Regions from separate parts of the Mus musculus genome. Here regions 1 and 3 are each linked to region 2. The links are chromatin loops, found by intact Hi-C in ENCODE. Cell type or tissue: heart. All regions are shown on one strand. Each heading gives the region's core, and the rest is flanking DNA. Links, peaks and the distances in the headings are about the cores only. Region 1 holds the start of A330074K22Rik (RIKEN cDNA A330074K22 gene). Region 2 holds the start of Cibar2 (CBY1 interacting BAR domain containing 2). Region 3 has its middle 18 kb from the start of Gm39264.

Evidence for each region. Peaks named below come from ENCODE experiments on the same cell type or tissue, not always from the same donor. Only the 100,000 strongest peaks of a DNase experiment are listed, where the experiment ranks them.
Region 1: a loop joins it to region 2, with 2.8 times the contacts of the local background. A loop is called at or near these places in 12 of 42 quality-filtered maps.
Region 3: it touches region 2 in a loop (7-fold over the local background); 4 of 42 quality-filtered maps call a loop at or near these places.

Annotation. Positions count from the first base shown.
Region 1 is chr8:120,226,387-120,236,096 of GRCm38, forward strand. A330074K22Rik (RIKEN cDNA A330074K22 gene) reads right to left here and starts at 1,844. Exons shown (of 3, transcript NR_110496.1): 1 at 1,539-1,844. It also overlaps a transcript of Gse1 not described here. In heart, for the core only: a CTCF peak has its summit at 4,430; DNase peaks (open chromatin) are centred at 3,015, 4,515, 5,675, 6,705 and 4 weaker places; H3K4me3 peaks cover 4,467 bases; H3K27ac peaks cover 2,770 bases; H3K27me3 peaks cover 2,073 bases.
Region 2 is chr8:120,174,398-120,184,107 of GRCm38, forward strand. It overlaps Cibar2 (CBY1 interacting BAR domain containing 2), which reads right to left and starts at 3,072. Exons shown (of 9, transcript NM_001033980.2): 1 at 2,917-3,072; 2 at 313-547. The coding sequence starts at 2,936. In heart, for the core only: a CTCF peak has its summit at 4,766; DNase peaks (open chromatin) are centred at 2,994, 4,844 and 5,331; H3K4me3 peaks cover 1,786 bases; H3K27ac peaks cover 2,507 bases; H3K27me3 peaks cover 1,404 bases.
Region 3 is chr8:120,358,410-120,368,119 of GRCm38, forward strand. It overlaps a transcript of Gse1 not described here. Among named protein-coding and RNA genes, the nearest start is that of Gm39264, 18 kb to the left of the region's middle. In heart, for the core only: CTCF peaks have their summits at 5,245 (motif pointing left) and 6,180 (motif pointing right); DNase peaks (open chromatin) are centred at 5,522, 5,992 and 7,028; H3K27ac peaks cover 4,614 bases.

The DNA of each region.
Region 1 (9,710 bases), core at 2,497-7,496, 53 kb after region 2:
CTTGCTTTCATTTGGACTACCATGGAGGAAGCTTGTGCCCATTGCACATAGCAGGAGACTGAGGTTTGTAGAGTTATGAGGTCTGCCTCTGCCTTAGGTACACACAGCTGGCAGGATGGGGTTTAGGGCTTTGGACTTAGGTATGAAGCCAGTCTTGGCTATGCTGTGTGCAGGATGGACTTAGGAGGATTGGCTCTTGGGAGACAAAAGGGTGCAGGAGGCAGAAGAGGGCAAAGGAAATAAGAAAGAAAATGGACGATGAACAGACATGGAGGGAAAACGGCAGCCCCAGCTGAGATCCTAAGGCTGAGAGAGACTTAAGGGCTCTGAAGATGGGCAGCTGGGCCAGGCTGAGGGAGACCTGGGTGAGCTTAGGTAGGAACAGCTTTCCCAGGCTCCTTCCTATGGAGTGAGACACCCAGGCCCTTCCTGAGTAAGAACAGACAGGGTCCTTTCATCAGCCTCTCCTCTAACAAGGTATGAACCACGCCAGCAGCCAGGGGATGCCTCCCCGCCCTGGTCTGCGAGACAATTTGCTGAGCCAGCACTTTTTTGGGCCAGGGAAGGGACAGAGTCCCATCCTCTGCCATGTTGACACCCCACCCCAGTTGATTCTGGAGCTCTGGAATGTTAGGGATTCCCAAGAGGCCCTTCCTCCTGCTCATTTGGAGGGGGGGGGGAGCAGCCTTATTTACATGTCAGCTCACCAAGTGGTGGCAGTGGTGGTGGTGGGGCTCCTGCCTTTGGGGTTCAGGCACCATCTCCAGCTGGCAGGGTAGACAGCTGGAAGCTTCTGGAAAGTAACTGCTCACAGTTTTGAAGCTTTGAGGGCTCCTTTTACAGATGGGAGACGATTGCTTAGTGACCCAGCCTGAGCCAAAGGGCACCATCTGTGTGTGTGTGTGTCATACATGTGTGTGCCTGTGTGCCTAGGAGGCGCCAAGGACAGTCTCCAGCAGCTTCTGGGTGACAGGGGCCAGATGTCTGCCTGGGGAGGCCACATACTCCTAGCAGAACCCTGCTGCCTGGGTCTGAATCCTGCCTGGCCTCTTGAGTCATAAAATGAGGGGCATCCCACACTTGCTTCTTGTGGGGAAGTAACTAAGAGGCATGTAACAGCTCTGAACTTGGCCTGCAAAGGGTTTGTCTCTGCATTAAATAACTACAATGTATCTGCATACAATACACTAAGTCCTGGATATCTGTGGTCTCAGCAGGAACACTTTAACAAGAAGGAAAAGGGCACAGAGAGGTTGAGTCCTTAGTCCCAGGACACACAGTACCCTTCTTACCTCTACCCCTAGGGTGATCTGGTGGGCCCTGTCCAGTCAGAGGGAGGGGGAGAGGGGAGATAGGCTGGGAGGACTTTGTCTCCAGGGTGATGCAGGAGACAACTCCTCTTTCCTCTGTCTTCAAAACTAGGGCACTGGGCTTAGAAAGGTGACCCCCAACCCTGGGCTGCTGAAGGGCCAGGACCTCCCCAGATCTTGGAGGGGGGTTACCCTTCCCAAGCCTCCCTAGACACCCATCGTCCTCACCTGGCACTAGCGCGTCCGGCTTGACCTTTTCTTAAAGATCAGCGGCAGCGGCTGATGGGTTTCGTGGGTCCCAAAGGAGACCCTTCAGACAGCCCGAGCCACGGGCTGCAGAGCCCCTAATTGGAGCAATGAATCACCGCGGGCTCCTGCTGGACACAGAATAGACAGAGGAGCTGGGGCCTATTGTGCCATAGTTTGGGACACAGGGGGGTGAGGGGGTAGGAGAGGGTGGGGAGAGAGGAGGAGGGGGTGGAGGAGGGGGTTGGGGAAGAGAAGAGGTCAGGGGAGGAGGAATCGAGAGGAGAGGATGAGTCAGAGGAGGAGGGGCGGAGAGAGGTAAGAAGAGGAGGAGGATTAGAAGGAGGAGGAGGAGGTAGGGGAGGAGAGGAGGGAGAGGAGGATTAGGAGAAGGAGGAGTCCGAGTCAGGGGAGGAGGAGCCTGGGAAGAGGCGGGCAGCAGGGCGGCGCGAGGGAAGGCTTCTCCGCCTCCGCCTCCCTCCCGCGCCCTCCGCCCCGCGCCGCCCCGCCTCCCTCCTCCCCAATTAAATGACCCGACGCTCGGGCCGGCGCCGGAGCTCGCACATGCGGCCGCCGCAGCCGCCCGGGGCCCGTCGCCACCGTCGCCACCGCCGCGTTCCGGGCGCGCTCTCCGGCGCCGCCTGGGCCCGCGCCGCCACCCGCCGGGACTCGGCAGCCCCGGGCACCGCCGCGGAGACCCTCGGTGCGCCCCGGGCCGCGTGCGCGCCGCCGCGCGCCAAACTTTGCGAGTTGGGCGCGGGGCCTCGGTGCGCGCGGCCCGAGCAGCGGCAGCCGCGGGGCGCGCGGAGGCGGACGCGGCGGCCGGGCCATGAGCGGCCGGGCGGCGCCGCTCTCCCGTAAGCAGCGGCTCATGGCAGCGGCGGGCGCGGCCCTGTCGTGCTTCATCTGCGGCGGCGGCATCGCGCGCGGCAAGGAGCTGAAGCTGCCGGTGAGGCCGGCGGGCCCCGCGCAGCCCTTCTTCCCGTTCCTGCAGCAGCAGGAGCCGGCGCCCGGCGCGCGCGGGCTGAGCGCGACCGATGGCTGCGTGCTGGTGTGCGCCGTGTGCCGCTGCTTCCTGGCCGAGCAGTGGGCCGCCTTCGAGCGCGCGCGCACGCCCGTGGACAAGCGCGTGTACTGGCTCAAGAGGCCGCATCAGTGCGACGCGAGCGCGGCTGGCCGGCGCGGGGCCCGCGAGTGGAACACCGAGGACGCGCGCGACTCGGAGCTGTCGGAGCTGTCGGACGCCGACGCGCTGCCCGAACCGGAGCCCGAGCCCGAGCCCGAGCCCGAGCCGGAGCCGGAGCCTGAGCCCGAGGATGCGCACGACTCCAGCAAGTCCGGAGCCCGGCGCCGGCGCACGGGGCCAGGGGCGCACTGGGCTCCGGAGCCGCGAGCCAGCGTGCTGAGGGGCATCCAGGAACCCTGGCCCGGCCCCGCTGCGCCCGACGGCACGGACGGCGCCGCCTCCAGCCGGCCCGCGGCGCCCCCAGAGCGCAGTAGCACCCCCGAGGGCAACGACGTCGCCGGGAGCCTCGGGGACGAAGGGCTGGAGCGGCCTCCCCGGATACCCGCGGACAGCCAGGCCCGCTGTTGCTACGTCTGTGGCTCGGCGCTGTCACCGGCCTCGCAGCAGCAGATCCACGTGCAGAAGCAGGAGACTCCCGCCCAGGCGCCCTTCTTCCCCTTCCTGTGGCTACATAGCCCCCCGCCCGGCGCCCAGCCCATCACTGAGGCGGGCAGCACCCTCGTGTGTCCCTGCTGCTTCTCGTCCCTCACACACCAGTGGCAGAGCTTTGAGCTAGCCAACGTGCCGGTCTTGCAGCGGCTCTACGTGGTGCCCCTGAACAGCCACGCCCCCGGCATGGCCTCCAAGGCCCGGAGACTCCCTAGGGAAGAGGTTCCCGCCCCCACCGCGGGGCTACTGCGGGAAGCCTGCTACCTCTGTGGGGAGGACTGTACACGGGATGCCCGGGCTGTGCCCTCCCGCCTTGTCAACGGCAACTCTGGGGGCTCCATGCACTTCCCCTTCCTTAGCCTCCTGCCCTGCCCACCCAACGCTCGGCCCCCCAACAAGCGCTGCGAGGTTCGCAGCTGCCCCAAGTGCTTCAGCGTCTTGGAGGACGTCTGGGCCCTGTACCGGGCATCGCACAACCGTGAGCTCATCAGCTCTGTGCAAGGCTTCCTGGGCAGGTACCACCAAGCCTTCTCTGCCTCGGACCCTACCCTGAGCGAACTGCCCGCTTCTGCGCAGGGAGGCCCGCCTGCGGTCTGCTACATCTGCGGGGCTGAGCTGGGGCCGGGCAAGGAGTTCCAACTCAGCATGAACCCCGCCAGCCACCTGGGCGAGAAGGAACCCTTTTTTCCCTTCCTCACCGTCTATCCGCCCGCCCCACGGGCCAGGCCTGCAGACTCCACGGGCCTGGTGGCAACCTGTGTGCTCTGCTATCATGACCTGCTGGGTCAGTGGCTGCAGCACGAAGCCAGAGCCGCTCACCAGCCGGTCAGCGCCTGGTCGAGGCAGTACCAAGTGGACACATTCGTGTGCTTCTTCTGTCAGCAAGAGAAGAAACGGTGTCTGGGGCTGAAGTCAGTGAGAGTGGCCAGGCTCCCCTTGTTCCTGTATACCCTGAGAGCCAGCCACAGCCTGTTGGTGGATGATGGCCGGCAGCTGATCATCGGTGCCTGTGTGGAATGCGGGACCCTGGTTTGTGCAGGCCAAGGGGTTGCCAGCCAGGGACCCATTGGCTGGAGCTCCCCAACGGCAGGAGTAACAAAGGTAAGTAGTGGCTTTCATCTCCTGGAGCATCAGTGTTGTCAAAAGAGAGATGTCTTCTGTTCCTCGGTGGTGGTATTGGTTCAGCATGGTCTGTCCCAGCAGGAGGCGTTTTCTTTGGTTTGTGAGCTTGGCTGACCTTGGAGGCATGGGGCAGGAGGTTGGAGGATCTGGGGGCAGGAGTGGTTGAATAGCTGCTGTTGGAATCAGCAGGCATGGGGCTGACACTGGGCGTGTTTGCTGCCCATCTATCAAATGGAGGAAGTTCAGGGCAAGGCTGTCGGATGCCCGATAACATTGGTAATTAGTGCAGCCACACAGGTCACCCGGAGGTCCCCGTCGCGAGTTCCTCTCACTAGCTCCTGGCCGCCTCCTCCTCCTTCCCAAGATTCTCACCCAAGTGCCTTTCGTTTGAGTCTTCCCGGTGGCTTTATGAAGCAGATGGCCACAGATTCCAGACGCGTAGGCATGGGACACAGGCGCATGGGACTCGGGACAGTGGCCTAGACAACCTTTGCAGTGGAAAGGGTCTCTTCTTTGCGAGTCAGCTGCTTGGAGTTGGGCAGAGGCCTGAGGCCTGTTCTCAAGATGCAGCTGTCTGCCTGGTAGGAGGTAGTCTAGACCCTGGGACATTGGGACCCAGCTTTGTAAGAACCAGGGTAGGAGCTGGCCAGGTGGCCCTGGGGAAGGGGAGTGACAGGCAGGCATCTGGTTTGTACTCACTGTTCTGCCCTTGGGCTGGGATCCTAATTCCTCCCAGACTGTCCTGTCCTGTCCTGTACTGGGCAGAGGCCTATGTGGTAGTGATAGGCCAGGGTCTTGCAGACAGAGACACAAAGGTGGATAGGTGGGACCCGCTCAGGAATGGTGGTTTGTGTGTAGTGTCTATCTAGGTCTTGCAATTTTGCACACTCACATGTGTGTGTGTACATGCACACATGTGTGATGCCTGAGCACAGGAAGGCTAACTTATGAAGCAGCCTCTGATGTGCCTGGGTACCCTTCTCCTGGCTCACAGTCCCCCTGCCTCACATACTGCCCTTATCCTTCGTCCCTAGAGTTGGCTTTGGACTGGAGGTACCTTTAAGGTTTTGAAGGCAACCCCCAACACCCCTCCCCCTATAAGCAGAGATTCACCTGCTTTTGGCGTGGGACACCCAGCCTTCCCTTAGCCACAGGTGTGTGGCAGTCTATGCTGAGGTTGTTGCTGGGTCTTGGAAGGGACAGCTCTGCAAGGCCTGAAGTGTGTCAGAAGAGCTTGGCTCTGGGGCAAGCCAGGCCTGGTCCCTGCCTGCCACTGCTGTCGTCTTCACAGCAGAGCTGTCTGCCAACAAGTTCTTATCCTGGCTGGGCTCAGTTCTCTTGGCTGAGAAGTAGGACTACAGGCCACATGGTTTGTAGGGACATTCTGATAATTAAGTGAATCAGGGGACATTTGAATGTCCCTGGCCAAGCTCACTGCATTGAAGCTGCTCCCGATGCCCCTCCGTCAGGGCAGAAGGCACATCATGTAAGGCTACAGCCCCTGGGGCCAGGTGCATGCTGGAGGTATGCTACAGCGCTGTGTGGGTGGTGGATGCTCCCTGGGGGCGTGGAGTTTTCACAGCAGAGTGTCTACCTTGTGCCAATTTGACCTCAGTAATCAAAAGAAGCTCAGGTCCCAGGCCAGCAGGGGTGGGAAGTGAGAGCCATCAGCGGGCCCCTTCCCCCACTCCTGTGTTCACCCACGGGGCTGAGCTGAGCATTCAACCAATTTCTGTCCTGTCCTTGGCCCTCACCTGTCCTGTGGACCTTCTTACTCCCACACTGAGACTCGGGTAAATCCCCAGACTTCTGCCTCTCTCCCAGCCAGCAGCAGGTGGCTAAGGGTTCCAGTCTGGAGTTCAGGGCATCCTCTGCCCCTTTGGGCTCAGCTCCAGCCGTTGGTTTGCCTGAGTCTCATTGGAACCTGGTTAAGTAGCAGAAAAGTACAGAGAATCCCTGCAGCCCTGGGGATGGGAAGAGCAGACAGAAAGTACCAGATCTGGGAGCCTTTGTAGGGAGGAAGATCTTGGTCTCTGTGCTGGAGGACAGCTTGAATGGAGGTATGGTTGGGAGAGGGATGTGTCTGCAGCCCTCAGAGATGATAAGACCAGGGCAGGCCTGTGCTGCAGTCGGGGGTGGCAGGCATGTCTCAGACTCCACTATGGCCGTGTAGGGAAGAAGAAGATCATTCAGCTCCCAGGGTCCAGGGATGCCGGGACGGAGCCCTCTGCCCTCTGCCCTTCCTCTGGGCTCCCGTTCTTCCCATTTATCCCACAAATATTTATAGAGAGCCTGCTCCGAGGCAGGCACTGTTCCAGATGCTGGGATCCGGTGGCAGGCACAGCCTGCAGCATCCCTGGGGAGGGACAGGCACAGAAGGTCCAAAGGGCTGTTTCCCGCAGCACCGGGAGCCGCGAGGCCGTCAGCCAGCCTGGGTGCAGTGCAGAGACATGTGGGAGCTGTGCAGAGGGCCAGGCTCCTGGGTTGTCAGGAGCGGAGACGTAGGTAGGCACAGCCTCTCCCTTGTCCCCAGGCCGGCTCCCCTCCCTCTCCCTCCCCTTAGCCCCTGAGCTTTTCTTTCAGATGCTGGCTGTCTGAGGGCTTAGCTGGGAAGCAGAAGGGCCTTGCAAGGGCTAAGAGGGGATGCTTGGTGGGAGACATGTCATATTGTAGAAACTCCTGGAATTTTGGAACCCTGGTAGGTGCTCCCTTGAGTGAATCAACTGGAAAACCTCTGAAAAAGGACTTGTGTAAGGAGACAGAGGAAAGGAAGGGAGGGAGATGGTACCGAACATCCTCCAGCTGGGATGCTGGCAGAGGACCTGAAGGCCATGCCACCCCGGTTGCCGCAAAGCTTAGGTAGTGGCTAGGTTGGACCAGAGAGGGCTGCAGTTTGCCCTTTCCCAAACTGACATCCCTACTTGCATCCCATGGGAACTGTGGAGAGACTCCAGGTTTGCCTTCCGATGGACCTGGCCTGAATCTTTGCAGAGCAGACTGTGTGACCTTGGGTCTGACCCTTGACCTCCCCAAGCCTTGATTCCCACAGCTGAGTGATGGTGCTGCCTTTCGATGGCTGACTGGGACTGTGGCTGCCCCTTCTGGGCATGCCTTGTTGCTTGCTGTCTGTCGCTGTGAACGCTGCCTCTGCCTCCATTCAGTCCTGTCAGAGCAGGTGGTAGGGTGGCCAGGTTGAGAGTTTGGGGACAGTCTCATCAGGAGCCGACTCTTAGGCTGCTACCACTGCTACGATCCCTGTATCCATGGTTACCATATCTTTTAAATATTCCTGTGGAGGGTATACACCCCCCTCCCCTCCATACTGTCCTGGGTGAGAAGGGAGCCCAGAGAGGTTAAGTAACTCACCATGGTCACTCAGCCAGTTCCTGCAGGGTAAGCATTGGGCCTGCACTTCTGCTTGCTTCGGAGTCTGTCCCACTTTCTAACCTGTCCTGCCCTCTGTCCCCTCTGTCCTCCAGCTCTAAAGGAGGCCATTCCTGGAGGGTCCATTGTGTATGCTTACCATCTGACCCCATCCAGTCATTTGCACTTCTCAGGGACAGAGACCCAGGAAGCCTCCTTGAAGGAGATCCTGCTATCTCTGTCGCCCCCTCCCCTCCTTTTTTTTTTCCTCCGTGGCCGATAAAGGAGTTAGCCTCTCCCCACCCCACACGGCCAGATGTTGCCTTTGGCTGCCTCTCATCTTCCGCTCCAGTCTGTGGAAAGGTGGCACCCCTGAGACCGCCCTGTCCTCTCCCAGGGACCGGGGCGACACTGACTAGTGGAGCCTGCAGTTTGGTACCTGCTGTACTTCAGCCTGTTGCCAAGTGTCATGTGGCTGAGCACCCAAGCCTAGTTAACCACTGTGCTTCCCATCTGGGCACATTGCAGGTCTACAGAGCTCTCTGTCGGGGTAGCTGCACATCTGTCCCCCGCTTCTTGGCACGCCGCCATCACCAGCTTCCCGCTCTGCAGGGAGGCTCTGGCCACCACCGTTTGCCTCGGGCCCTCAGGATACCAGCTTAGGATCTTTCTTGAAGGCGCCAGACAGCGCTGGCACCTTCTTTCTGGAAGCAGCTGGGCAGCTGGGCTGTGGGCCTCTCTGAACCCTCTCCCATCCCTGCCGCAAGGGGATGGCTGTGTTTCCTTGCCGGTGTGGGAGCCTTCTGCTCAGAAGAATAAATTTTCCAGATGCCTTGTGCTAAACCTGGAGGAGATCGGAGCCTACTGGGAAAGAGGAAGCGAAGACACAAGGTCTTAAAAACCAGAGCCTTCCCTGGAAGCAGGGTGGAGAAGGGGGCAAGGCTGCAGGCCAGACGAGTTTGCTAGGCTGCAGGCCTCATGTCTGCCCAGCTCTCTTGGGACCTTGCCCTGGCAAGGTTCGAGCTGCTGGGAGAGTCTCTGGCAGACCTCTTGGTGGTAACTCGGGTCACGTCTTCAAGGCTGTGGTGGAGTCAGCATCCTGAGAGTTCAGTTCCTTTGCCCCTCATATCTGTGTTCTGGTCAGACGGTGGAGAAGCACATGGTCACTCAGCCAGTTCCTTCAGGGTATGCATTGGGCCTGCACTTCTGCTTCAGAGTCTGTCCCACTTTCTAACCTGTCCTGCCCTCTGTCCCCTCTGTCCTCCAGCTCTAAAGGAGGCCATTCCTGGAGGGTCCATTGTGTATGCTTACCATCTGACCCCATCCAGTCATTTGCACTTCTCAGGGACAGAGACCCTCTGGCCTTGGCTTTCTGTTTCTCGTGTCACCTGTGTAGGACACACATGGGGGAGTGTGGAAGGAGCCTCTTTGCTCTGCCATGTGACTCAGTTTCCCCATCTGTCACAGCAGCAGGACTGGTCTCCAGGGCAGGCTTGTGTTAAGCCTGCAGCTTGTGGTATGTGGGCACCCTGCTGTGGGGTTAGGAATGGGAGCCTGCCCTCTCAAGGCAGGGTTGGCAATTCATTCATTGTTCAGGGCCACCGAGGTGGCTCAGTGGGCAAAGGTATTTGCTGTGCAAGCCAAAGTATCTGAGTTCAAATCCCAGAAGCCCAGAACTGGAGTGCATGTAAAGATGGGAGAGAGTTCGTTCCTCCCACAAAGTTGTCCTCTGGGCTCCCACATGTGTGTGATAGCATCTAGAAGCTCCTCCCCCGCCCAAGCATATGCATGAAAAAAATAAGTAAATTGATTTAAATCTGTCAATACAGGGGCTGGAGAGATGGCCCAACCATTTAGAGCACTGGCTGCTTTACCAGAGGACCAGGGTTCAATTCCCAGCACCCATATGTCAGCTCACAATGCTCTGTAACTCCAGTTGCAAGATCTGACGCCCTCTTCTGGTCTCCATGGGTACCATGCACACACATGTTCAT
Region 2 (9,710 bases), core at 1,725-6,724:
TGTCACACAACCTGTGCCATGTGTATCCCTCTGTAGTGCTTGGCCATAGGAGACCTGTGCATTCATCTCTGCCAGTCATACAGGGTGTTTCCAAAAAGACATTGATCGCTCCACCGCCATCTCCTTTATCCTCTGGACTGCACAGGAATCTATGGCCCTCATGGGACTCCCAATAGGGGCTTCCAGGTCCCCTTGACTCCAGCAGCCCTCACTCAACCCCACGAAGCCCTCTAGCTCTCTACCCTGTCACCAGCATGACCACGAGGGGAGGGGATGTCCCCTGCTCGCCCTCCCGCCCAGAGCTATGATCACCTCTGCCTGCCGATAATCCTGCACTTTGGCAAGGTCCTCGGCGAAGTCTCGAATGGTGGCCCGCAGCTCAGGGTTCTCCGTGTTGGCAAAGTCTATCAGCTGCTTCACCAGCTGGTCAGCCTTGTCACGAAGTCGGGCCGTCTTGCGTGTGTAGGAGGCCAGCAGTGAGCAGAACTGACCGAAATACCTCTCAGCATTTGTCACCGTGTTCTCCATGGCCCTCACCTGGCTGTCCCTGGGTGGGGGTGGGGGTGGGGGGATAGCGCTAAGTGCAGAAAGTCCACGCTCACTGGAACCACCATACCCACCTCTCCAGTGGGCAAGCACTTGACACTTGTACTCCTGTGCACAAATCCACCTCTGTATATACCTAAGTGCATTACTGATAATCTAAAAACGTGAACTGGGTGTGGTCAGGCATGCCTTGAATCCATCCAAGCACCTGGTCCTTGGGCAGTTCTGAGGAATATCGTGAGCCCAGTGAGGCAGAAGACAAGACCTGCCGGTGCCCCGTGGTTGAGCAAGAGTTGATAGATCAGGTGGGCCCTTTGTTCCCTGGGACCTGTGAAGGGCTGCAGCACCCCCACAGTCTCGTGCACTCCACTGTACCAGCCACAGAAGCCTCTCCTCCAGCCCCCTCCACACCCATGGGCCTTTTCCTGTTAGTTCCTCTTTCTCCCTTCTTAGAAGCTTTTGGGTTAAATGAATGGCCCTTTGGGAATCTATTTGAGGCTGACAGATAGTTCAAGGGTCTGGAGAAACAGCTGGGGGGAGGGGGGAGACGGACACCACACAAGCATGGAGACCGGAGTTCAGATCCCCAGCCCCTGTGTTAAATGGGGGGAGGAGCTGAAGAGATGACTCAGTGGTTAAGCCTGTCTATTGTTTTTGTAGAAACACCCAAATTCAGTTCTCAGACTCACAACCACCTGTAGCTGCAGCTCAGAGCAATATGTCCTCCTCGGACACTTGTACTCCTGTGCACAAATCCACCTCTGTATATACCTAAGTGCATTACTGATAATCTAAAAACATGAACTGGGTGTGGTCAGGCATGCCTTGAATCCCAGCACTGGTGAGGCAGAGACAGGCTGATCTCTGGGATTTTGAGACCAGCCTGGTCTACACAGAGAGTTCTAGGACAGCTAAGGACTACATAAAGAAACCCTGCCTCAAAAAACAAAACAATGCAAAATACACACACACACACACACACACACACACACACACACACACACACAATCTTAAACAAGACAAAAGGTCAGGAGTGGCCCCCACATACACCTGTAACTCCAGCATTGTGGGGCTCTGAGACAGAAGGATGCCTGAGTTTTTATCTGCCAGCCCAGCTCCTGATTCAGTGAGAGATCCTGTCTCAATAAATAAGCAAGAGCAATCGAGGGGACACCCAGTGTCTTCCTCTGTCCTCTGCACAGTGTGCACAGTGTTAGAGACACACACATACATAATTAATTTATACTCATAATTAAATTTATACTTAATTTATACTCCCTTCCCAGTGTCTTGCATCTTGCAGTCCATTTGGTACCAAGGATGCTCTGATAGGGAGTTGTGGACAGCTGTGATGGCTGTCACTGGATGCTACACGATGCCATCCGACCCCATCAAGCTCCCTGCGGAGTACTTGGGCTCTCTATCACCCTTACTCCTCTGCCTGGTCCCTTCTCCCTCCCACCAGCCCTGGGCTCCTCCACAGAGCTCTTTGCAGACCACTGACCACCGCATGCCACACGCTTGCCTTCTCTGACACACCTCCAGGGCTCATGCCGCCTCCCACACCCCGCATCCTGCCCACAGCCAGCGTTAGTGACAACCTGTGTGCTCAGTCTTCATAAGGGTACAGGAGGCTCCTGAGGCGTCCTGTCACAGTCCCCTCCCCTCAGCCCCAGGTCTTTCCTGTCCCTTGCTGCCCTCCCTTCTCTAGAACCCAAGCCCCTCTTGTGGCCTCTAGTGGTGGCCACTTGGCAGACCCCATAAGGAGCACTGTCTCACGCCTGCTAATGAGCTTCAACTTTGTAGTTTGCAAATGCTCCGCTCACACTTCCCTAGAAGAGGTTGCTATTGACATTTTTTTTTTAATCAAGTAAACAAAAGCCCAGAGATGCAAAGCATCCCGCCCAAGGGCATACAGCAGGCCAGACTCCAGGATGGCTGTCACTCATACACAGTTAGACAGGCAAGCAGGCCCCGTGGGTAAGGCTGGAAGCCAGCTTTTAAAGAGCATTCTGGGTGCATCCAGGACACTGGAAGTCTGAGTCCTAGGGAGACTCAAAGGCAATCAGGGAGGGCAGGTGACAGGGAGTCTGGGGCCATTAGAGGGAGCAGTGTCAAGGTCTGGGGCCTGGGTTTTTGGAGGGGTTCCTAGGGGGCAAGCAAAAGCAGGGAACAGACCAGAGAGTGGCTACACTTGCTCTTCACGCAGCACAGGTGAGGCCGACAGATCGCATTCTGGTAACCTCTATGCTTCAAGCCCTCCCTCCACTTTGAGAAGGGATGGCAGGGGGCTCACCTGCCCTCCTCCCCGATGTGGCAGAACGTGAGGATCCCACCTGCATACCCCTCCCAGCAGCGCAGGCTGCTCACCTGGAGAGGACGACGTTCATTGTGGACAGAGAGAGGCACCTGCTGCCAGGATCTTGGGGAGGATAAGGACAGGGCCCCAGGGGTCCCCTAGTCAGAGAGAAGGCAGCTAGTACTGGGCCCAGCTGTGTGGTCTGGCTAAGCTCAAGGGACTCTGCTGCCTGGTTGCCAGGCAACGGGCCATCCCCAGGCAAGCCCTGGGAGGAGCCCAGCTGGTTGCTGGGCAACCAGGGCCTCCCCTGCGGGGTGAGGAGGGCCAGCTTTGCCTTGGGGCTTAACCACTCTCTGAAATGAATTGGAAGTGGGACACAGAACCTCCACATGCCTTTGAATATGGTGTTCTTGGGGGTTCAAAGTGCTTGTAACCACCAGGAACGGACAGGGAGATCCCCGAAGGGAGCTTGCCTGGGACTTCACCCTGGACCCTGCTGTGTAGAGTCTCCTCCACCCTCAAGGCAGAAGGCCCGGTGGGCGGGGCGTGGGAGCCAGTGTCACTGAGGGTGGGGGGAGTAGACGGTAAAGGGAAGCGGAGAAGGTGAACCAAAGGAGTGCGGGGGGGGGGGGTGCGGGGGGACAGGCAGCAGCTCAGAGGAGTGCCTAGCGAATCAGGCAGTCCTGGGCTTCCCAGAGTATGCGACTCCCACTGTTAGACTTGGGGAAGGTGACTCCAGCGTCAGAGCACTAACACGTTGAGAGGTCTGCGGGTCACAGCCCCCGCCCCGCCCCGCCCGCCCCGCCCCGCCCCACTCGCCCCGCCCCACTCCCCTTTTCACTTAAGGTGCAAAGCAGGCCTGGTGGTGGAGGCAGAGAACCCAAGGCAAGATATTGATAGTTCCACGGGACGCCTGTCACACTGGGTCGTTTTTTTGTGTGCGTCCCAGCTCCATCATGCTGGGATTTGTTTTAAACACTTAGTAAGGCAGAAACATTACGGTCAGCTGCTTCAGATTCAAACCCCACGCCTCAGCTCTGCTGTGTGGCCTGAAAGCAAAGCCCTGGTCTCTCTAGTCTCCTAGACAATCGCCCAATAGGAACTGGAGCCCCTGCGGCAGGGATGAGGAGATAGGTGGGCTGGGCACTGGGAGCCGGGTCCCCTGTCCAGCGAGCCCTCAGAGCACACCTGAGTGCTGGGTCTCTGTGGCACATGTGTTATGCTCCCCTTTTGGGGGGCAGGGACAGGTTTCCCCAGACAACACAAATCTCTGTGTGTCCTTTACGGTACTGTGCCCTCTGTTTAGGGGCAGCCATGGCCCTGAACTCCTACCGGGGCTGTGCCAGTCCTGTGATTTTTCTCTCTGAATGATGCTCTGTGTCTCCTGGTCCGTAATCCCTCCCTTCTGAGGTGTTAGCTGAATTGAAAAGTGTCTCCCCAAAGTACATGTCCACCCTGGGTCTCAGAGCATCGCCTTACTGGAAACGGGGTCTCAGCAGACAGGCTGAGCAGATGAGTCACTCCGGCATGGGAGATGGGGCTCATTCAGAGGCTGCTGTTCCAATCTGCAGAGAATCCGCCTCCTGTACCCATTGACGGACTGTGGCTTTTCTGTCTGTGGGTGAGGGATGCCAATGCCCCAAGAATATGGCCAGCTTCTGGAATGCAGAGGTGACTGAATCCCACCTCTGATAGCCAGTGGTGGACGACTACATCCCTGCCTCAGTCTGTCTGGGGTCTTCTCTATCTTAAGGAATCGGTTTCCTCCAGACCCCAGCTATTCCAGTTAATCAGCTTCGTCCCTGTCTGCCCTGTACTATAGCCTGTGACCACCAGAGGGCGACAGAGACCACACTCCAGTCCTCCTGCTTAGGGTGGCGGGATTGCAGAGGGGACACAGGAGACTGGAGACACAGGTATGGCATAGGTGTGGAGGACAGACTGTGCGAGGTCTCGTCATTGGCTCTCTTGGAATCCTTGGAAACCTTATGAATTTGAAAAAATGAAAACTGTCTCGGGCTATGCAGAACTAAGACATGGGGGTCAGAGTGGAGGTTGGCCGACTGGAGAGTCACCAACCCGCATTGTCCAGGGTGGCCACTGGAGGGCGCATATTCTCTGTCCTTGTCTGGTTCTCTGTAGTCCCTTTCCTGTCTTTCTCTGTGTCTCCGTGTTTCTCCTTGTTTCTCTGTCTTTATCTGTGTCTGTCTCTGCCTCTCTCTGTCTCCCTCTGTCTCTCTCTCTGTCACTGTCTGTCTGTCTGTCTGTCTGTCTGTCTGTCTGTCTGTCACTCTCTCTCCCTTCTCACAATAGATGCACATCTTGCTGAGCCATGTGGGTCAGGTACACATAGCATGAGGCCCAGCTTATATCTCAGGAAGGCAAGGACACACATCCTGGTCACTCCCCACCCAAGAAAGGAGCCCAGCTACCATCTGGCATTCGCCATGCTCACAGTCATGTGTGTTACATGGGATCCTGTCATATCTGTAGGAAGTTTTCCCTCCAGTCCCGGGGGCATGTCACATGGCAGTCCAGGTGTCCCCCTCTTGCTCCTGGGTCCCTGTGGTATCTGTGAGGCAGTCTCTGGCAGCTACGTTCTTAAACAACTAGGAAAAAAGAGGGGGAAAACTCAAGTTGAAAACCCAATGCCAACTCCCAGCCGTGGTCCACAAGCAGAAAACCCAGGACGACTCTGAGCAGAACCTGAGGGCTCAAGTGCCTCTCAGTTAGGCTTTGGCCTTGGGTGTGCTGTGTGACCTGGGCAGTCACTGTCCCTCTCTGGGAAGCTCTGTGAGGCTCTGGAGTAGGAGCAATGGTCTGGGAGCTGGCCCTGGAGATACGGGTTATAAGAGGTCACCTCCCCTACCACCATCTTTTTACTGATCCACAGATTCCTAAAGCCTGCATATTGTGCCTGCTACATGACCTCTTGCCCTCTGTCAGGTGATCTTGCTGTCACACTCACCTCCTATTAAGAAGGATTTAAATAGACAGGTCAAGAGAAACCAGGCTGGACTGGAGAGATGGCTCAGTGGTTAAGAGCACTGTCTGCTCTTCCAGAGTTCCTGAGTTCAATTCTCAGCAACCACATGGTGGCTCACAACCATCTGTAATGAGATCTGGTGCCCTCTTCTGGCATAGAGACAGGCAGGATGCTGTATACATTTTTTATATATATATAAAAAATATATATATATATGAGAGAGAGGCAGAGAGACAGAGAGACAGAGAGACACCAGGCTGTGTGATGTACACACTTGCCATCTGGATCCTTGTGAATGACGGCTGAATACTGGTCCATCCCAGACCATATGCTCGGATGTGATCTGTCACTGGAGGAATATAAACTAAGTGCCTACTGTGTGCACAGCCATCAATCACCAGGCACTTGGGCCATGTCTGTGAAAGAACAACAGACACGTGGCACTGTGTTCCCTCCGAGAACATTCTGTCTGGGAAAGCAGGAGGAGAGGCCAGCAGGCAAGATGCTCCAAACAGTTACACTGGCTTCAATCTTTCTCCAGAGGCGCCATAAAGGGGGAAGGTCTCCATGGCAACTCCCTGATCATATGCTGAGACCAATTTCTCAGAATGAGGTCAGAGGGCCAGAGCCACGACTGTATACACTGCCCAGTGTCGGGGCATTCCTCCACAGCCAGGGGCAGGGCAGGAAAGAGGTGGGATATACAGAACTTCCCACACAGGAGGCCCTACTGTGTGAGCTCACAGTGTCTTCCCTGGTGCTGGTATGTGTTAGACAGGGTCTTCCTCTGTAGCCCAGGCTGACCCTGGAGCCTGAGATCCTCTTGCCTCAGTTTCCAAGTGCTGCATGGAAGCACGCCAGGCTCTTGCTTGGTCCAGGTTGGCCCCGTGGCTCTCCCCTGCTGGCAGGGGGTGGTGACTGTGGGGCTTTCTCAGGTTTGCCAGGCTGATCTCGACCTCACTATGTAGCTAAGGATGACCTGGAACCTCTGATCTTCTCACCTTTAAATATACAACGACAGGCTGTGTGCAATGTGTAAATATGACCCGTGGCTCAGAAGTAGAACTCGCTCTCATGGGACACACAGAAGCCTGGGGTTCTGTCATTGTCCAGTGGCGAAACAAACAGGGGCCCCACTTGGTACCACACAAAATCAGCACCCTTCTGTGAGTCCCAGAACTGAGCAGGGGAAAGCCTCTACCCAGGGTGTAGCTGAAAGCTGGCCATAACTATTGGGCAAGCAAGCCACCATAGTTCTGGGATGACAGAGCATCCACGAGGTCAAGGCTGAAGCTCACAAGGATACATGGCAACCTCCGAGTCTATCCTGGAGCTCAGTTGCCACCTGCTCACTTGAGGACCTCACAGCCAAACTGCTTGGTCTTAATCCCAGCTCTGGAGCTAATGAGATGGCTCAGTGGACAGAGGAGCTTGCAGCCAAGCACAGTGACCTGAGCTCTGATCTGTAGCCCTAACCAATATGGAAGGAGAGAACCAACTCCCACAAGTTATCTTCTGTGGTGTGTATGCAACCCAACACACATACAATGAATAAATGTAATTTAAAAAATTAAATTCCAGATCTATTGCCTCACAACTGGAGACTGTGGCCAGCACTGTCTATGGGCCTCAGTTTTGTCATCTGTGAAATGGGACTGATCAGATGCCACTCTTCCCTCAGAGAAATGGACAGTGCACGGCACTCAGATAGGCCTGGGGACAGCCCCTGCTCTGTCCATGACACTGCATGGTGGCATCTTTGATCCCTCTCCCTGTGTCCCAAAGCTGGAGCTGGAGTGTAGCCAGCTTGGGCAGGAAACGTGGGACAGTGCCCAAGACAAGGTCCACTGACTCAGGTGGCTGCTGCAGAGGCTACTGTCCAAGCCACCTGTTCTGAGGGAACAAAGTGTGACCTCCCTGAGGCCTGGCTACACAGGGAACATCTCCCATCCTGTGGCTTTAGACATGTTTATCCTTTGAACTGCAAATGCCCTGTGGCTGGGTCTCTTCCTCACTGGCTGGGTTGGCTAGTCCACTAGGGGAGCAATTCACCCTGCTAGGTTCAATGACACCTAGGACCTGGGACCAGGGCCACAGCCACCACAGCACACCAGCGTCCTGACCTTACTCTGTGTATCCCAGGGCCAATTTTTATCTCAGAGGATGGAGCCCGGACAGCAGGCTAATAACTGATTGTCAGAGCTTAGAAATGTCCCTGGCTATAGGACTTGGTGTGGTATTGGAATGTCAGATAGCAAAGGGTCTTTAGCTCTTCAAGCAGTGAGGGGCAGCTGTGGCTGACGCGATGACGCATTGGGAAGCTTCCCCCTTCTTCTTTCAGTGCGTTGCTGTTGAGCAGAGCCCTGCCCTCAGCCTGGAACAGCAACATGCAGGGCACCTGTGTGCCTGCCTTTCCCCGGGCACTGTGTAGGACTGGTCTCAAATACTCTATAGCCCAGACTAGCCTAAAACTCAAAATCCTCCTGCCTCAGCTTCCCTAGTGCTGGGCTCTCAGGCCAGCGCCCCAGGCCCAGCTGTCTTCAGGCCTCCAATGACCTCTGTGCTCACCATCCCATGACAGTTATAGATGCAACTGATGCTCTGTTTGTTTGTGTGTTTATGTGTTGTGTATCTGTGTGCATGTGCAAACAGAAGCCAGAGGAAGGCACTGAGTATCCTGCTCTATGTATCTAAGTATGTATGTATGTATGTATGTATGTATGTATCTATCTATCTATCTATCTATCTATCTATCTATCTATCTATCTTTGTGTCTATCTATGTATCTAAGTATGTATGTATGTATGTATGTATCTATCTATCTATCTATCTATATATCTATCTTTGTGTCTATCTATGTATCTAAGTATGTATGTATGTATGTATGTATGTATGTATCTATCTATCTATCTATCTATCTATCTTTGTATCTATCTATGTATCTAAGTATGTATGTATGTATGTATGTATGTATCTATCTATCTATCTTTGTGTCTATGTATCTAAGTATGTATGTATGTATGTATGTATCTATCTATCTATCTATCTATCTTTGTATCTATCTATGTATCTAAGTATGTATGTATGTATGTATGTATGTATGTATGTATCTATCCATCTATCTATCTATCTATCTATCTATCTATCTATCTATATCTTGTCTCTGTATGGATATGACATCTGTCAATATTAAATTTGATGGCCTATGGCTTAGGTAGAAATAGAAGGTGGGACATCCAAGAGACCAAAAGGATTCTGGAAGAGTGCCAGGTGGGAGATTTCCCTGGGAAAATGCAACAAGATTGACTTGTGGTTCCTGAGCACAGGTAACCAACCACAGGCAGACTGTAGCTTCGAATAAATAGATTAAGTTATGATGCAGTCAGAGAAGGGCCTAGCTATATGGCCAAAGTATTCATAAATATATTTTGAGTCTGAGTCTTATTTCTGGGAACATGGGGCTGGGAAGAAGAAACGCCAAACTTCTAAACGTTTCTGCACTTGGCAATTGTGGATCCAACGAGCCACAAATTTAAAAAGAAAATTTGAATAAAGACAGGTTCTTATGTGCTGAGGCTATTCTTAAACCCTCTGTGTAGCCAAGGATAACCTTGACCTCTGATCCCCCCATTCCCATCACCTGAGTGCTGGGATGATAGGCATTTGCCACCATGCCCAATCCAGAGCTCTGTGCATGCCAGGTGAGCACGCCACCCACCGAGCCACATCCCAAGCCCAGGCTGTATTTTTAATGGCCTCCATCGCAAACACAAAGGCTTTTACTAAAAGGAAACTGGAAAGTACCTGCAGGTTGCTTGCTGTGTAAGTGGTAGTGACTGACTACCTACTGTGTGCCAAGACACATGCTGAGCACTTTGC
Region 3 (9,710 bases), core at 3,187-8,186, 190 kb after region 2:
GACCCCATGTCCTCACCAGCACACAGGTGCAGAAGCCTGGCTGCCACAGGCTGGTTTACCCACGGGTACCATTACTGCCTGTGTAACTCTCTTTCCTTGTCACTGTGATCCAACACCTGACAAAGGCTGCTTATATGCAGGGAAGGGTTTCCTCAGCTCAGGGTTCCAGGCTACAGTGTCGGGGAAGACTTGGCAGGAGGAGCAGCCGTCAGCGGGCAGGAGGAGTCACATGGCATCCACAGTCAGGAAGCAGAGAGGAGAAGACTTTCTGGGTGGCTCATTTTCTCCCTTGTATCCAGTCCAGGACCCCACATTCAGGTGGGGTCTCCCTTGCTTACTTAACTCAATCTAGAAAATCCCTCATGGCTATGCCTAGAGGTTTGTCTAGTAGGTGATTCAAGACCCAGTCAAGCTGACACTCAGAATTAACCATCACATTACCCGCCATTGGGAAGGAAAGCGGCTTCCTCATGGACGGGTCAGTGAGGGCAGATGCTGTGTAGAGAGAGGCATTGCGGTAGGAGAGCTGTAGCCCTAGCACTGTCTCTTGCTGCACAGCCTTTGTTGCTTGAAGACTCCTCCCATCCCTCCTCTTGTAGGCTATCACCTAGCCTATCTTACCCAGAGATGTCAGCTTACTGTGGTTGCTGTGATAAATCTTTTGTTTTGGTTTTCAAGACAGGTTTTCTCTGTGTAGCCCTGGCTGTCCTGGAACTCACTCTGTAGACCAGGCTGGCCTCGAACTCAGAAATCCGCCTGCCTCTTCCTCCCAAGTGCTGGGATTAAAGGCGTGTGCCACCACTGCCCGGCTGCTGTGATAAATCTTAAGCTGGGCATATCACACACACATACACACACACACACACACACACAGAGAGAGAGAGAGACACACACACCAGTGATCTCCACACTAGGGAAGTGAGGCAGGAACATCACTAGGTAGCCTGGACTATATAGTTTCACCCAAATCTCACTGAGGGAATTCAGGATGGACAGGGTCAGTTTCTGAGAGGCTATAGGGAAAGCCTGGTCCTCCTTCTGGAACATTCCTTGGCCATCAATCCCCATGTCTGTCTTCAGGGTCTGCAATGCAGAGCACCCATCATCCTGGTCCTTGCTGATCCTCTCCTCCCTGGCTCATCTACCATGATCTCCCGATAGCTGTCCTGGGACTGTCCTGGGACAACCTTGCTGCTAACCTGTCCCCCAGGCAGCGTCTCAGTAGCTGCTGCTGCAGCCTTCACCCAGCTGGGCTTCCTGATCAGGACGGGGAAGCCTTATGGGGTCTGCTACTCTGCTGACCCTAACACCAGAATTGCTGGGCTGTTCAGGGCAGGAGCAGACAGATGTGGAGAGGAATGCTCTGCTGTGGAGGTCCTGCTTGGGGGACAGGGTTCCTCAGGTCCCCACGTCCCTGGCTTTGTCTTCAAGGTTCGGGGCTGGCTTCGTGCTCCCTTGGAAGGACCTGGGAAGCGGGAAGGCCCTTGCCACCACAGCTATGATAAAGCACTGTTGTTGACTGTGTTTGAGAAGAGAGACTGGGCAAAGCTCTGTCTCTCTGTCTCTGCACCAAGCGGCCACTCTCCTCTCTGCTTCCTGACTGCAGATGCTATGTGACTCCTCCTGCCTGCTGCCAGCTGCTCTTCCCACCAAGTCCCCCCCCCCCCCCCCCGAGGAAACCCTTCCCTGCATATAAGCAGCCTTTGTCAGGTGTTGGATCACAGTGACAAGGAGCCTTGAGCCTATGTCCTGCCTAGGCTACTAAGGCCCCATTTCCTGGCTCTGAGGCTACCCCAGGACTCCCACTGTCCTCAGGCCCTGAGCTGCTCTGCAGCAGGGAATGGGATCTGGCCTTGCAGCACTTTGTAGCCAGCGCCTGGCTTCCTTGGGGACACCTTTGTCAGGCCTATGTGGGGACATTCATTGTTAGGACCCTGTGAAATTTACTCCTTGCCTGGCCCTTGTGGGGACACTCATTAATTGGCCCTTGTGGGGGACACTCCTTGCCTGGCCCCCTCCATACCTTCCAGGTGCAGGCAGGGTCTGAGGTTCCTCAGAGCTTCTCCCTGCTTCTGCTGCTTATTTGTCTGTCTGTCTGTCTTCCTATCTCCCACCTTCTTCCCAGAGCCCTCTGAGAACAGCACTGTTCCAGGCCTTCTTTGTGCCATCTTCCTAACTCAAGACTGGCCCTGTATCTTTTTTGTCCCTGAGGGGTGGGAGTGACTCTGGGTTCAGGGGCATCTCCTGAGATCACAGGTTCTGAGAAACAGGTTCCTTGGGCTGAGCTGCAGCCATGGAGAGGGTTTCTGGGTGCTGGGGCTGTGTCTAGTAGGGATGCTCCTTCCAACTGCCCTTCCCACCCCATCCCCCCTTTTCTTCCTGTCATGTGTTAAATAAGCTGCGTGCTGTGCAGCCAGGATATGAGCATTTTCACACGCGTGGATCTGGGCTTGTTGGACTAAGACCTGGCTCTACTGAGCTTCTGGTATAAGCCGGATGTCGTCTCATGCTTTGGTTTCCTCATCTGTGGCACAAGGATGCTGCCTGACCTGCCTTAGTTAAGCTTTCTATCCCTGTGATAAAACCCTTGAGATGGGGCTGGGGGCTTACAGATCCAGTAACAATCCATTGAAGGAAGCCAAGACTGGAACCTGAAGGCAGGATGTGAAGGAGAGGCCGTGGCGGGACACTGTTTACTGATTTGCTCCGCGTGGCTTTCTTAGAGAATCCAGAACCACTTACGTAGGGGTGGTGCCGCCCACAGTGGGCTGGACCCTTCCATATCAATCATCAATCAAGAAGATGCCCCACAGACTTGCCCACGGGCCATCTGATGGAGGGAGCTATCTCAGTTCCCCTTCCTAGACAACTGGAACTTGTATCAGGCTGACCAAAAATTTAACTAGCACACTGACCAGAAGACAAGAGGCGGCCTTGTCTGACCTACAGCATGACTCCAGCACACAGAAGGAGGGCTCTACTTATCACCAGCAATCCCGCCTCTTTTCCTCTTCTTTGTCAGAATAATGGGCTCTGGCTGAGGCTGCCTCTGTCACCAGGAAGGCAGAGAAGGATACTCAGCTGGCAGACGGCCCATAGCGGCATGTGGAGAGCTGAGCGTGGTGACACCAGGCACAGACAGGTTCTGCCAATGGTTGGGGAGCCACAGCTGCTCCAGGGTTGCAGAGAGGGATGCTGCTCCCTACACGTCGCCCCCCCCCCCAGTACCCTCCTCTGCAGTAGGACCTCCCGGGCACCTGCCATACACCTCACTATACCTTCCACTCCCTTGGGTGCTACCAGTGGAGCTGGGATCCAATGCCTGGCTCCCACTCGCAGTGATTTTTATCTTCTTGGGCACATCTCATAATGCTGGAAACATGGCTTGCAAGTCAGGGCAGGAAGTCTAGAGGCCTCTGAAGGTACAGGCAGTAAAGAGGCCTTTTACCCAGAGAGAGAAGGCCTGGAGTCCCTCTGGGCACAGTGGGGCTCACGGGCAGAGACCAGCCGACCCTCCCTCTTTCTCCTTTCCCCTTACTGTTTTAGTGGACATTTTATTCTGACAGAGGGTCTGCCCATGGTGCCCAGGTTAGCTTGGAACTCTCCATCCTCCTGCCTTAGTCTCTGGAGAGCTAAGACAGCAGGCATGGAGCACCATGCTCAGCTGGGCCTGCATTCCAATCAGCACATTGGTGCTGGCTGAGGACTTTGGGAAACGCTGCCATCTTGTCAGTGTTCCTAGCACCAATGTCTGATGCTCCCTGCTGTGCCCTCTTCCTCTCTTTAAAAATTGTTTTGTTGTTTTCAGTAAGGGGCGGGGTGGGGGTGGGGTATCTCATGCCGAAGTCCAAGCTGGTCTTGAACTCATGGCTCTGCTGCGGCAGTCTCCTAGTGCTGAGACATAGGCCCATGTCCTTATCCCTGGCAGATCTGTCTTCCGTGTATGATGGCTCCCACCCACTGGGATGTACTGTCTTTTCTACACTTCCTTGGCTGGTGTGTGGCCGTGTGGCCTGCCACCAGTTTCAATTTTCATAAAACAAAGAGGAAAGGGTATTCAGTGTGGGGCAGTGGGGAATGGTAACCCAAGGGTTGGCTCAGACCTAGTGTCTTCCTGATGGCTTGTGATCAGGGGAGATTTCTGTGCCTGCTGTGCTGTGACCCAGAAGTGCCACCGCCAACTGGAACTTCTACCCCAGGAGGTTGGAGATAGACATTTTCAATGACAAAGATAGATTAAGGGGGTTGGGTTGGAGTGGGCTCAGGGCTTGGGTTGGAGTGGAGTGGGCTCAGGGCTTGGGTTGGAGCGGGCTCATGAAGAAGCTGAGTGTGTTGGCTCACACATGTGACCCCTGAATTGGAGAAGGGGAGAAAGGATATGACCCCCTGAGGCTTGCGGGCCACCCAGCCTAGCTCAGTGAGTGAGTCCCTGTCTTCAAAAACAGGATAACGACTGAAGACATCTGACATCAGAGTCTGACCTACACAGACGTGTGTACCTGCCCCTCCCTGAGTCTCCACACAAGCACGTAAACACACACAAAGACTATGCTCGGAGCCACTGAAGTGACTTTTGTGGGCCCTGTGGGTGAAGAGTCATGGGGCCCTAGGGAGACAATGTTATAACTAGCCTGGCCCACCCTCCTGAAGGCCACATATGTGTGACACTTTCCCTGTGTCCTCGGGGGCTTATTCCGTTCAGCTTTTAGTAGTTGCTCACGGGGTTGTAGCCTCTCTCTTCAGCTTCATTCCCATCTGGAAATGTTGTTCCTTCCAATTTGTGGGTCTCTTACCTCCGTGTGTGTGTGTGTGTGTGTGTGTGTGTGTGTGTCTGTGTGTGTCTGTGTGATGCTGGCTGGCCTAGGCGGGCGGGGTGGGGTGTGGGGGACTCGCAAGCTTTCACTGGGTGAATGGGAGCTGGGGTCTGTGCGGCAGTGGATGGAGGAAATTAGAGCCCAGGTATGTGCATCCAAGTGGCTTCTTATCCAACTCTAGAGCCTTCCTTCTCTCCTCAGGGCATGGTCCAGTCAGCACATGTTTTGTACAGGAGCTCTGAGGGTTGAGTGAATTTATTTCAAACACCTGGTGAGGGAGCTATAAGAAGAGCTGCAGAGATGGCCAAGTGTTGAAGGGCACTGGCTGCTCTTCTTGCAAAGGGCCAGGGTTCAAATCCCAGCACCCACATTTAGATAGTGTCCAGCCTCAAGTCACTCCAGCCCAGGGAACCTGGCGCCCTCTCCTGGCTTTCAGAGGGACTGCACAAAGGTGGTGCACTTCCACACAGGCAAAACACTCTCGCCTAAGAAATAAAAACAAACAAATCTTACAAGCAAAACAAAACCAGAAGAAGCAATGCCTTTAGGAAACAGAGGACCCAGCCTTGGTCATGGCTCGGCCAAGGGCACTCAAGGTCACAGCTGAGCTTGTGCCCTGGAGGATGTTCCTGGGAGCAAACACTTGTGTGAGTCTGGGAACGGCCTTCTTCCCGTCACACCGGTTTCCTGTGGTTGCTGTCACATGTCACCTGGAACTTAGTGGCTCCAAACGTGCCTCTTCCTTTTAGGTTAGAGGTCAGAGCTCTCGGCTGGGTTCCAGGCTAAGGCCTCACAGGCTGCTTCCTCCTTAGTGTGTAAGATCTGCCTCGCGCTTGCCCCAGCTTCTGAAAGCCTCAGCTGTCCTTGGCCTGTGGCCCCTTCCTCGTGTTTCTCCTTTCTCTCCCATTGTACCCCTCCCCAGCTGGAATAACCCTGAGACCCCAACACACCCAACTGGCTTATCTAACCTCTCCTTCTGCCTAGGGTTTAATGTCCCAGCTACAGCCACAAGAGGTCCACTTTGCCCTGTGAGGTGGCTCTTTGTTCACAGCTGCAGGAGGAGGTGGTGTCTCATAGAGCCTGCTGGTTGGCGGTCCGTTCCAGTCAGCCTGACTGGGCTGACTATGTCTTTGGTACGGGGTCCCTAGTGTCAGTGAAAGGGGCGGAGTGGACAGGAAGTGTGTCTCTATTCAGGCAGTTGCAGGACAGTGGGGTCACTCCAGAACTCAGGGGTGTGGTGGGCCAGCCTTGTAAGCTGCTGAGTAAGGACAGCCTGCATTTGGACCCCCAAATTCCCCTCTCTTTGCTGAGCAGGTCAGGGGTCAGGATGGTTTCCTGCCCCTCCCGGACAGAAGCTGTGGATGTAGTTTGTCACTGGCCCAGAAGGGGGCGCAACCCAGCAGAGCCAGAAACAGAAGCCTGGAGTGGGTGGGGTTAGCCCCAGGAACCAGGTTCTGCCCCTTCCCCTCCCCTGGGTACCTTGGAGACAGCAGGCAGATCACCCTGGTCCCCACCTCCAAATGCATCCAGAACATAGATCTGCCTAGAACTTTCCCCTGGAACCCCCAAACACTGCCAAAGCTGAGGGCACCTGGAGTGCTCTCTTTCCCCCAAATGCATCAAGATGGACACCAAGAAGAGCAAGCCACAGGGGAAGCACCATGTGACTGGGGACTTTAGAGAGAAGGGAATTCAGAATGGAGACCCTACCAGCTGAATAGGGCAGAGAAGAAGTTCTCTGGGGAGAGACCCGAGACCCTTGACTCAGAAATGCTGGAGCCTCCTGTCCCTCCTCCCTCCCAGTGGCCTGTGTCCCTTGCATCTACAACCCCCACCCCCAAGCAAAGAGCACTGACTAGGCTCTGAAACCCACAGCCCACCTCAGCCTCTGAGAGCCCACCACTTGCCTGGCCTTCTGTGCCGTGGAGCCTCCTCTTGTGGAGCCTCTTCTCCTTTCTCGTCTGAGCCTCCTCCTCCTCCTCCCTGTGTCCCACGCATACGCACATCCTTTCCCAGCACCCCAGCCTTGACTGTGTCTCTTTGACCTTTGACCTTTGTGTTGACCCCCCTTGTGGTGCCAAATTCCTACAGGAATGAGGGCTGTCAGGGTGACCCCTCTGTGTCTTAGGGCATAGCCTTCCTCCTCTGTGCACAAAATGTCTTGGTCAGCTGAGCCTGCCAGGAGAACACGAGGCAGAGAAATCAGGACTATAGGGAAATAGCTGTCACCTCCGAGGGCCTGGTCCCCACAGAAGCCATAGTGGCAGTGCCAGGCAGGACGCTGGGGAGCAGGAGGAAGCCTGCCTTGCCTTGCTGGGCTGAAGCTTGTACGCAGCTCCGAGTGTGGACCTAGCTCATAAAGGAGCTTAGTAGGGTTGAGAGAGGTGGATGGAGAGGCAGAGAGAAGGGAGCCTCTCACCGGTGGGTCCTTCCGCCCCTCCCATAAGTGAGTCCACTATTGTCCCCACAGGCAGCCAGACCAGGCTGGGCCAGTCACTTCTCATTGACCAGAGGAGCCCACGAGTGAGTGGGCCCAGAGTGAGCCCCAGGGAAAGCCTGCACCAGCTTAGAGGAAGGAGTGTGGGTCTTGGGACTGGTGCCCAGACATCAAGGCTTGTAGACGGATGTGGGGGTGACAGAGGGCTGAGCCCTGACTCAGGGTGGCAGTGTCTTAGCTCAAGGACACTGAGATGCATTTGGGGTATAAGTGTTGGCCCAAGAGGCAGTACTTTGGGGTCCCAGATCCAGCCTAGCTGACTGAACGGTGTGGTGGGATATTGAGCCAACCCCTCCTACAGCTTGTCCCAAGGCACGAGCCTCCACACCCTGTGCACTGTGGAACAGAGGCTGACCCGGAGCTGACCCCGGCACCAAGCCTGCCCTCGGGCTCATCTGTGTGCTCCCAGCTCTGAGGCCACTGAGTCCTACATTCCCAGAGCATACCTAGCCTGGGACAGCCTAGGTGAAGAGCCAGTGCTGACCCATTTCCAGGCCACCCTCTGGTCAGGAAGCAAGAAGTAAAAGGCAGGGATGGGAGCGGCGGTCAAGAGTGGAGCCGTGTGGGCCTGGGCTACAGAGCCCCCAGAGGGTCAGAGGCATGCTCAGGGCCCAGGTGTCCCATGCAGGTGACTCTGAGGTTCTAGTCCTCCCAGTCCCATGTCAGATACAAGTGACATCTGACATTTCCTTTAGCACAGGCAGCATCATCAGTGAAGGCTGCATGGAACCCAGGCTAGGGGCCAGTCCTAGGTGTGACCTTCTTTTCCCTGGTAAGACGTACAGTTTACAGATAATGAAGGGGACACACGATGTCTTACAGGGCTGTCTGAGGTAGTAAGGGACTAGTCCCTGAGAGTAGTCAGGAGGATTGGGTCTCACTGGGGCGGGGTGGCAGCAATGGCAGAGACACCAGTAGCAATGTTTGGGGACTCCAGGGGAAAGTTCTATGTTCTTATAGGACATACATGTGGGCACTGGAACCTGGGCAAAGCTTGTGATACTGGCTGTTCCTTTGTGCAACTGCCCTCTGCCTGCTTTGTCCTTTGCCCTGGCCTCCTGCCTGGGCTAACCTGGTCTCCTGCCTGGGCTAACCTAGCTGGCTCCTGGGCCTGTCCCCAGGTTCTAGGTGGCCATTGCTTGTGTGGTCCTAGATTGCCTCAGACAGAAGGAAGGTGCTGAGCTCTGGCCTCTCATAGGCAAGGGGTGGCCTCTCTCCAGCTCCGTTTAGCCCTTTCAGTGGTTGCCGTGCACAGACTCCTCCTGCACCCCTGAATTCTATGTTTCCTTAAGCCTCGGGGGCAAAGGGCACTTGCCCAACTTCCTTGGTGTGAGCTGGGCGTGCCGCCAGGCACCCAGGTGCTGTGGGCAGAAGAAGCTATAGGTGAGAACTGTGAATAGATGCTGATGCTTGCCAGCATGGTGGGTCTGTGAGCGCCTCACCTGTGTGTCCTGCTAGCTGGGTGGCCACTCTGCTAAGCCACAGGGAGTCTGATGGAGATGGTGGCTTTGGCAGGGGATTGAGGACAGAGGAGATTCTGATGAGATTGTCACCTCAATAGCAGTGGCACCTTGCCTTCCCTTGTGGGGCCCAGAAGACCATGAAGGTCTCGTTGTCCCCCAGAGCCTCATGGTGAAAAGCTCTACTCCTTATTGCCAGCCTAGGTGTACAGCCTGGGTTTACCACTTAAAGCTGTGTGACTTGGGCTGGCCTCTTGACCTCTCTGGGCCTCTTTCCATCCTAACAGAGTTGGCAGTCCCCCTGCTGGTTCTGGGTAGATGGGGCTAATGAGACATCTGACAGATTTAGGTCTGTTAGCTGCCAGCTTCCTAAGTTGTCCTTTTGTTGTTCTTACCCAGTGGCTCTTGTGTCTCAGGGCCACCTCCTAATAAACTCCTTCCCTGCTCCCCTGATTCTGTCTCACCTTTCAAGAGTGAGAGGAAACACAGGGACAGCACTGTCTTTGGAAGAAGGACACCCCTGAGCCTCACCTGGTAGAGACAGCCAGCCAGGGGAAGGAAGCCTGGCTCTTTACAAAGCGTCAAGACAGGCAGCTGGAGTAAACACCAGCCTCACCCGGGTCACATGGGCATGAATGGGCCACGCAGGACCAGGCTTGAGTGTGCCGGTGTTTGGCCAGATCTTGACAAAAGGGGGCCAGCCAGCTTGGAAGCTGGAGCCCCAAACAAGTCTCTTGTCCCAGCACCCCCAGGACAGATCAGGATAGCAAATTGTCATACAAGGCCCCCTCTTGAAAAGGCAGCCCTAGCCTAGTCCTCTGTCTCCTTCCCTTCCTTTCCCTCCCTCCCTCCCTTCCCGCCTTCCTCCCTCCCTCTCTTCCTCCCTCCCTCTCTTCCTCCCTTCTTCTCTTCCTCCCTTCTTCTCTTCCTCCCTCCCTC